Linked DNA regions of Homo sapiens: region 1 is linked to region 2. The links are chromatin contacts, found by Hi-C or POLR2A ChIA-PET in ENCODE. All regions are on one chromosome and are shown on one strand. The core of a region is the stretch at or near the end of the contact, and the rest is flanking DNA. Distances in the headings are between cores, read along the strand shown. Region 1 has its middle 11 kb from the start of CCR7. Region 2 holds the start of RARA-AS1 (RARA antisense RNA 1).

Region 1 (4,303 bases), core at 1,284-3,783, 230 kb after region 2:
ATGTGACCCAGAATCATATTTTGAAAAGCTCAACACACTGATCATTAGAGAAATGCAAATCAAAACCATAGTGAGAGACCCTCTTATACCAGTCAGAATGGCTATTATCAAAAATTCAAAAAATAACAGATGCTGGTGATGTGGAGAAAAAGGAATGCTTTTACACTGTTGGTGGGAGTGTAAATTAGTTCAACCATTGTGGAAGATAGTATAGAATTCCTCAAAGACCTAGAGACAGAAATACCATTTGACCCAGCAATCCCATTCCTGGGTATATACCCAAAGGAATATAAATTGTTCTATTATAAAGACACATGCACGTGTATGTTTATTGCAGCACCATTCACAATAGTAAAGACATGGTATCAACCTAAATGCCCATCAATGATAGATTGGTTAAAGAAAATGTGCTACATATACATCATGGAATATTATGCAGCCATAAAAAGGAATGAGATAATGTCCTTTGGAGGGACATGGAGGGAGTTGGAGGCCTTTCCTGTGTCCACTGAGACAATTGAGTGTTTTTGCCCTTTATTCTATTAAATATGGTGTATTATATGAATTGATTTTTTTATATTAAACCAACCTTGAATTCCTGGAATAAATCACTTGGTCATGGTATACAATTTTTTTTGTAATGTTTCTGGATTTGGCATGTTAATATTTTGTTAAGAAATTGTGCATCTATCTTATATGTGTCTTATGAGAGATATTGGTCTGTACTTTTCTTGTGATATCTGTATGTGGTTTTGATATTAGGGTAAGTCTAGTTAAATGTTTATCAAACTTATCAATCTTTTTGATATAACAACTTTTGGGTTTGTTAATTTTTCTCTAGTTTTTCCAATTCCATATTTCATTTTTTTCCATTCTAATCTTTATTATTTCCTTCCTTCTGCTTGATTTGGGCTTGGTTCACTATTCTTTTTCTTAAAGTGAAAAGTTTTTTTTTAATTTGGTATCTTTCTTCTTTTAAAAAATACAGGCATTAATAGCTATTAATTTCTCTGTAAGCACTATTTTAGCTGCATCTCATAAGTTTTGGTATGCTGTGTTTTCATTTTCATTCATTTCAAAGTATTTTCTAATTTCCCTTGAGTTCCTTGATTCATTTCCACATACTTATGGATTCTTCAAATTTCCTTCTGTTACTGGTTGTGGTCAGAGAACAGACTTTGTCTGATCTCAATTCTTTTACATTTTTTGAGACTTGTTTTATGTCCTAACAGATGGCCTATCCTGGAGAATGTTCTATGTATATCTGAGAAGAATATGTATTCTGCTGTTGTTGGGTGGTGTTTTATAGATAGACGTTAGGTCTAGTTGGTTCATAGCATTGTTCAAATCTTCTGTTTTCTTGTTGATCAACTGCTTAGTTGTTGTATCTATTATTGAAAGGAGGATATTTAAGTTTCTATTATTGTTGAATTATGTGTTTCTCTTATTTCTTGCTTTATGTGTTTCTCTTATTTCTTTGACAATTCTGTCAATATTTGTTTCATATATTTTTAGGCTCTGTTATTTAGGTGCATATATATTTATAGTTGTTATGTCTTCCTGATGGATTGACTCTTTTTGAAAAATTTTCATCCTTTTTCTTAGAGACAGGGTCTTGTTCTGTCACACAGGCTGGAGTGCAGTGGCACAATCATACTTTACTGCAACCCCAAACGCCTGGCCTCATGCAGCCCTCCTACCTCAGCCTCCCGAGTAGCTGGGACTACAGGTGCATGACACCATGGTTGGCTAATTTATTTAAACAATTTTTTTTTTGTAGAGATGAGGTCTTGCTATGTTGTCCAGGCTGGTCTCAAACTCCTGGCTTCAAATGATCCTCCTGCCTCAGCTTCCAAAAATGCTGAGATTACAGGCATGAGCCACCACACCCAGCCTGGATTGACCCATTTATCATTATAAAATGTCCTTCTTTGTCTTTATAAACAAATTTTGTCTGAAAGTCTATTTTGTTTGATATTAGTCTAGCATTTTTGAATGACATATCTAATATACATACTACTACTTTTTGGGTGTTATATCTTTTTCCATTATTAGAATGTTTCTTTTCTCTATGCTTTCATTGGCATCCCAGCAGCAGCTACAAGTCTTTGATTCCAGAGTCCATCAGCCAGCCCCTACCACTGTGGTACCAGCACTTGATAAGTAACCCCCATCATGGTTCCAGCTCCTGCCCCAGTTTCTGGGTTTTGGTAACATAACCTTCTCCCTGTGTCCCTCCAGCTCTAGGGGTGGTGGCAACTTCCTGCGGTTATTAATCTCTGGGTGGCCTTGCCCTCCCTTGTTTGGCTTCAGCTCTTCCATCACCTGTATAACTGGTTCTCTATGTTAAATTTCTTCTGTTTGGAATACCTAGAGTGGCTCTTGTTTGCTTTGACTCTGATTGATACAAGGTGATTACTGTCCCCAAGGAGTTTAAGTTATAGAAGAAGTTAAGGTTAGATCATACCCCTGTTGTCAACGGTTATTATGGTCAAGAGCAAGTCTGACATGGCACTCGACTTCAAACAAGGGAAGGAAACCGAAGATTGCACGGGGCTGATAGCAAGACAGACAAGCAGGTAGAATAGCTTTCATTCTCTCTAAACTTATAAAAAACATTCCATTGGGGTGTAATGCATGAGCCTAGCTCTTTGGCAGCTGCCAGTGTAGTTTTGGGTAAGTTTCTTGCTCTCTCTAGGCTTCATTGTTCTCAAGTGTAAAGTGAGGTGATTAGACAGCCTAGAAGGACCTAAGCTTTGGCCTTCTGAGACTGAAGTCTGGGACCTTCCCCTGGCACCCAGCCCCTTGCTTAGCCATTCTCCATTATTCCCAATTGCCCAAATGAAGGCATGAGAAATTCTTGCCAAAATTTTGCTTCAGCCCAAAGGTTTTGGTTGCCCTTATCACCGGCTTTTGGAGCAGATTCACTTTTAGGGATATCAGCAATCTCTGGAACTAGGTGGAAGGACTCTAAGAGGTTATACATTGGCAGGTGTGTTGGTAAGAAAGGTCAGGGCAACTTCAGTTTGGAACTATTTCAGAAGCTTTCTGCTGGAGTCCTTTTCCATGTGCCAGATGCACCTTAAAAAATGAGTTTAGGCTGGTGGCTCACACCTTTAATCCTAGTACTTTGGGAGGCCCAGAAGGGAGGATCATTTGAGGCCAGGAGTTTGAGATCAACCTGGCCAGCAGAGTGAGACCCTGTCTCTACTAAAATATAAACAACTTAGCTGGGTGTGGTGGTGAGCACCTACAGTCCTAGTTACTTGGGAGGCTGAGGTGGGAGGATTGCTTGAACCCAGGAGTTTGAGGCTGCAGCAAGCTATGATTGTGCTACTACACTCCAGCCTGGGTGACAGAGTGAGACTCTGTCTAAAAGAATAAAAATAAAAATAAAAATGAGCTTAATGCCAGACCTGTCTGTATTTCAGTCCTGCCTCTCCTATAACTTCTAGGTGACCTTGGGCAAGTCACTTCTCTCTGGTTCTTGGATGCCCATCCGAAAAGCAATAGGATTAGACCCTACAAACTCTAGGCTTCTTTCTCAGGATAATCTTTTTTATCCATGAGAATTTTCTTGGTTCTTTAGCTAGCATAGACTCCCCACAGAAGGTCCCAGAGGAATAAGAGTTTATGAACAGACTAGAACTGGAGAGTTCGTGGCAGATGTGCCAGGTTGTCAGGGGGATAAAGGGCCGCTCCTTGGTTCTGATTTCCTCAGCAGCCTGTGCTTGATGCCAAGTGGTGTTGTCCAACCCAGACCTGATTCCTCCCTTGACTGTCCTCCGACCTTCCAATTCTAGCTGCATGGACATTGCACACTTGGTCTCAGGAGACTCCAGTTTCAGTTTCTTAGCTGGTTCTCTGAGTGAGGTGATGGGGAATCCCTAGCATTTCTTAGTACTGATTGTGAGCTTCCCCTCTGCATGTTAGCATGCAGTTCGTGACGATTCACTACAAATCTGCTCTTTATGGAGGGAGAGTATAGGGGGAGCCCAGTATCACTTTCCAAATCCTACCCATCCTTTGAGGCCCAGGCAGGCCCTACCTATACCACAGTTTGTCCTCTGAACTCTGAGAGCACTTAACTTCAGGGACACCCAAATTGACATTTACATCAAGGGCATGTGAATTATTTTCTATTTTAGAATAGAGTTTGTACTTCTTGAAAATAATATTGTACCATGTAGCTCTTTTTGGTAATCTTTGCATTGCCTTGAATAGTGCTGATTTTAAAACTAGATTTTAAAATATAATTTGGCATAGTTCAATAAGTCTGGGTTTCATGTGCTGTCTTCTCTAT
Region 2 (3,717 bases), core at 785-3,284:
CCCTCTTTCTAGGGACCTACCCAAGCTAGGCCTTTCTTCCAGTGAAACGTGCATCCCGAGGGCTTCTAGGATGAAGTAGTCCACTGGAAGGCACCAGCTCTTCCTTTTATCTCTCCAGAGCTGGACAGTGCACCAGGGGCCGGTACTGGTTCCCCAGCTAGGAGACACCTTGGGCGGGGCTTTGCTCGCCGGAAGCACGCAGAGCGTGGGGAGGAGGGCCCCCTCTGCCTGTGTTTGTGCCAACAGCACCCGCGCTGCCGCGTCGGGTTCCGGCGGCCGGAGTCACACATGATGTCACAGACAATGACACAAGCCGGTGTCTCATTCCGACACAGCGTCCGAGCTGCACAATGTCACACCCGGGTGCCAAACACTTGGCCCCGCGCGACCCGGCCCTACGCCTCCTGCCGCCGCTCTCCGCGTCTCCGGGGGAGGTGGCCCGGTTCGGCCGGGCAGGGGGCTGGCGGGCGAGCCCCGCGGGCGGGCTGGCGAGCGGGTGATGTCACGGGCAGCGGTGGGTGGGTCACTCGGAGGTGAGGCGCCGCCAGGCGAGTTCAGCGAGAGTTCAGCCGCATTGCATTAGGCAAATGAGGCCCGGCCTGGGTGGGGGTGTGTGTTAAGGGGAGGACACCGGGACCACCCCCCTCTTCCCCGCCCCACCACCTCCTCCACCACGGCTTCGCTCGGCCAGGGACTGACCAAACCTTGGGGGAGCCTGGGAGCCGGAACTGGTACAAGGGAGGACGCCCGCCCCTCTTCCGTCCTTGTCCCCTCGCAGCCCCCTCCTCTCCCTGTACTCGGCGTCCCTCTGTACTCTGTGTACTCCTCATCTGGAGCCTTTCCCCCTTCCTGCTTCTCTCCTCTCCTCCCCCTTCCCAGGCTGCCCCCACTTGCCTGTCCACATGCCGCCTCTCCCTCTCGGTTCCCTGCGTTTCTCCCGCTGCAGCCGGACGCGCCGGGAATGGGTTAAGCCAGGGGCGGTGCCTGGACGGGGCGGGGCGGTGGAAAGGGGGTGGTGCCCGGAGGGGAGGGGGCGCGCAGAGCTGGGGTGGGGGGGCCGTGGCGCGTACCACCAGAGACCGAGCGAGTCGCCAGCTGCCCCTGGCCTGGCGGGGGCGGAACCGCGCGGGATCCCCACCCCCACCCGGAATCCTCGCCACGGAGAATCCCTGGAGAAGCCCCGGATCCCCGGCTGGGAGGAGGAAGTGCTCGTTGACCCCCAGCCCCGCGCTGATCCCGCCCCCGGCCTGCGGACTTGGGGAGCCGCTGTACTCTGCCTCGGACGCCACGAGACTCTAGACGGGAGTCCCCTCGAGGTGAAGCCGCTGAGTTCCCGGGCCCCGCCAGGCTTCCCTGGGAGAGCCGACGGACCCCCCCTCCCAGCACACACAACTTCCCTGCTTTTCACCGGGACTGGCGGAGCGGCCGGCGGACTTAGACGCGGGGACTTCAGGGCAGGGGGCGCCCCCTGCCCGGGTCACCAGTCGGGGCGAGGGGACGTCTCCTCTCCCCCAGCTGCTCTGCTCGGATGGCGCCGCCGGCTGAGTGACGGGGGCGGCGCGCAGGACTTCCCAGCTCGGACCTCTTGCCTTCGAGGGGAAAGATGTACGAGAGTGTAGAAGTGGGGGGTCCCACCCCTAATCCCTTCCTAGTGGTGGATTTTTATAACCAGAACCGGGCCTGTTTGCTCCCAGAGAAGGGGCTCCCCGCCCCGGGTCCGTACTCCACCCCGCTCCGGACTCCGCTTTGGAATGGCTCAAACCACTGTACGTACCGGCCTCTCAGTCTGCTGTTGTAGGGGGTGGGAGTGGGCGGTAGGGCTTCCACTACTACTCGGGGGTGAGAGTCCCGGGGTGTAGTGGAGGTCCTGTCTCTACCTTTCACTTAACCCGTGTTGCCCTTGCTGGACAATTGAACCCTCCCGGCCGCACCCTCCCCCCAGTAACCCTAAGTGCAATTTGTGTTAGATTAGGGCTGAGGAACTTTGAGAGTTCCTTCTTTCAAGCAACATTCCTTCATCTCTTGTTTCACTTCTTCCAGGAGAAATGAAGCCCAAGCCCCTTGCCCCCAGTTTATATCTTCTTGCCTGGAATCCAACAGCTTCACAGCAGGCTGGAGGGTGGGGTAAAGGTCCTGTCTGTGTGGGTTTGTCTGCTCCCGGGGGAAGGCCCCCCCGCCAGATCCCACTTGCCAAAGCCCGAGGGAGAGCCCCTTCCTGTGCGACAGCTGCTGCCCCCAGCCCTTGCTCTTGCGTCATTAGAGTGGGTGTCAGGGGAGCACTCAGTGTCTTTGGTATTGACAGTGGGGTGTGGCAGAAAGGGGCAACTTCATCAGACACCCGTCTGCCATCCTAACCTTCCATCTTGGCAAGGGGCACTGGGTCCTTATGGGGTTGTTGTCCTGGCCCCAGACACTTGGCTGTCATCTTTGAGGCTTTCATCCCCAGGAGTGGAGGGGAGAAGCTGCTCTGGTGAGAAGAATCCCTCTCCCCCTAATCCTAATCCGGTTTGTTCTCTGGGGAATGAGTTTGTTTTTGTGGGTCTGGGGCTGCTCTGGAAATGAGGACTGCATCCCTTCCCAGCTCCGCCACCGAGTCCTTTTGTTACCCTGACTTCACTTGGGGATAGGGCCAGGTCCTGGGCTGTGCCTTCCTAAGAGGGGCACTGATGAGAATCCTAGCATCCTGGCAGCCTGGTCACTTTCTCTCCTTGTTGCCCCCTGCCTGGGTGCAGGCTCCTCTGGGAGGAAGGGCTCTGTGCACACTCAGGAGCTCGGAGCACCAGGGTGTACACCTGGGCATTTTCCTGCGCAGCTGTGAGGCAGTGTACACTGGGTGGGCGGGAGCAGGCGCAAGGGGGTTATTGTTAGATGGCTCAGGTTTCTTCCCCTCCTGGGCTTTGGGCTCTTTGCTGGAGGGGAAGCTCTTCCGTGGAGGATCTCCCACCTTCCTGGACCTGCTGCCTCCCTCCTGCCTGCCAGGGAGGAGGGGTGGAGTGGGTCTCGGGGGGGCCCTGGCAGATTGGAGAAGGTTGAAGGGCAAAGGACTTACCCCACCCCTCTTGCTGGGAGAAGAGAGACCTGAGATGGACAGACAGCCCACCTCTGCCCTCCCAGAGCCACTTCTATCCCAGCTTTTCCTATTGTCCTGCCCCCGACCATTTCCTCTAGGGCCGAATCTGCTGTGTGGCTGTAGACACAAGAGGGAAGGTATCACCCTTGACTTTGGAAGAAGAGAGAGTGAGAGGATGACTCTAGGACCCTTTTTCTCATTCTCCCAGTGCTGGAGCAAGACCCCCCTCCCCTAGGGGGATAGTTGGAGCAGGGCTGCCAGAGTCACCCCTTCCACTGCCTTGGCCACCTTCTCCAGAGGGCTGGAGAGAAGCTGGGATCTGAGACCTTGGTCTCCAGCCCCTGTCTCTTCTTAGCCCATGGGGACAGCTCAGCTCTTCCTGGCCCAGAACTGGAGAGGGAGGAGGATCACAGAGAGTAGGACAGGCAGTGTATTGGTGAGCCCTTCCCCTAAACCACTGGACATGGGGAAGTGGAGACCTGTCCCCACATCCATTCTGGGGTGGGGTAGTAGACCTAGAGGCCTGGGTTTCCAGTTCCCGTAGTCTGAGCGTGGGTGTGCATATATAAGTGAGTGAGGTGTCAGTGGACTCGGGTCCTGAGGCTGTGAGGTTGGGAGTGATGGGGGTCTGGGGGCTTGCCTTGAGG

The links. Hi-C counts contacts between places; a loop is a spot of excess contacts on that map. ChIA-PET counts read pairs that join two places held with the same protein, here RNA polymerase II (POLR2A). Pooled maps may share reads with other maps.
Region 1: a loop to region 2 is called in a pooled map, with 2.6 times the contacts of the local background. The contact joins the enhancer-like site here to the promoter of RARA-AS1 in region 2. A Hi-C loop is called at or near these places in 37 of 168 maps with a recorded cell type or tissue (A673, B cell, CD4-positive, alpha-beta T cell and 27 more), 22 of 37 single-sample maps with no recorded cell type and 41 of 50 pooled maps. POLR2A ChIA-PET finds 5 or more read pairs at or near these places in 2 of 52 experiments (activated B cell and activated CD4-positive, alpha-beta memory T cell).

Annotation. Positions count from the first base shown.
Region 1 is chr17:40,573,963-40,578,265 of GRCh38, forward strand. No RefSeq gene overlaps it. Among named protein-coding and RNA genes, the nearest start is that of CCR7, 11 kb to the left of the region's middle. Within about 2 kb of position 2,534, at least 3 of the 41 ENCODE cell types and tissues checked have a DNase peak (open chromatin) inside an H3K27ac peak, as active enhancers do; they include B cell, CD4-positive, alpha-beta T cell and CD8-positive, alpha-beta T cell, where a contact is called at or near this core.
Region 2 is chr17:40,341,102-40,344,818 of GRCh38, forward strand. RARA-AS1 (RARA antisense RNA 1) reads right to left here and starts at 2,035. Exons shown (of 3, transcript NR_110861.1): 1 at 1,775-2,035; 2 at 895-1,589; 3 at 1-599. The region is part of intron 2 of RARA (retinoic acid receptor alpha); the gene reads left to right. RefSeq lists enhancers at 313-891, 927-1,477, 964-1,013, 1,478-2,027, 3,128-3,678 and 1 more and a silencer at 394-623.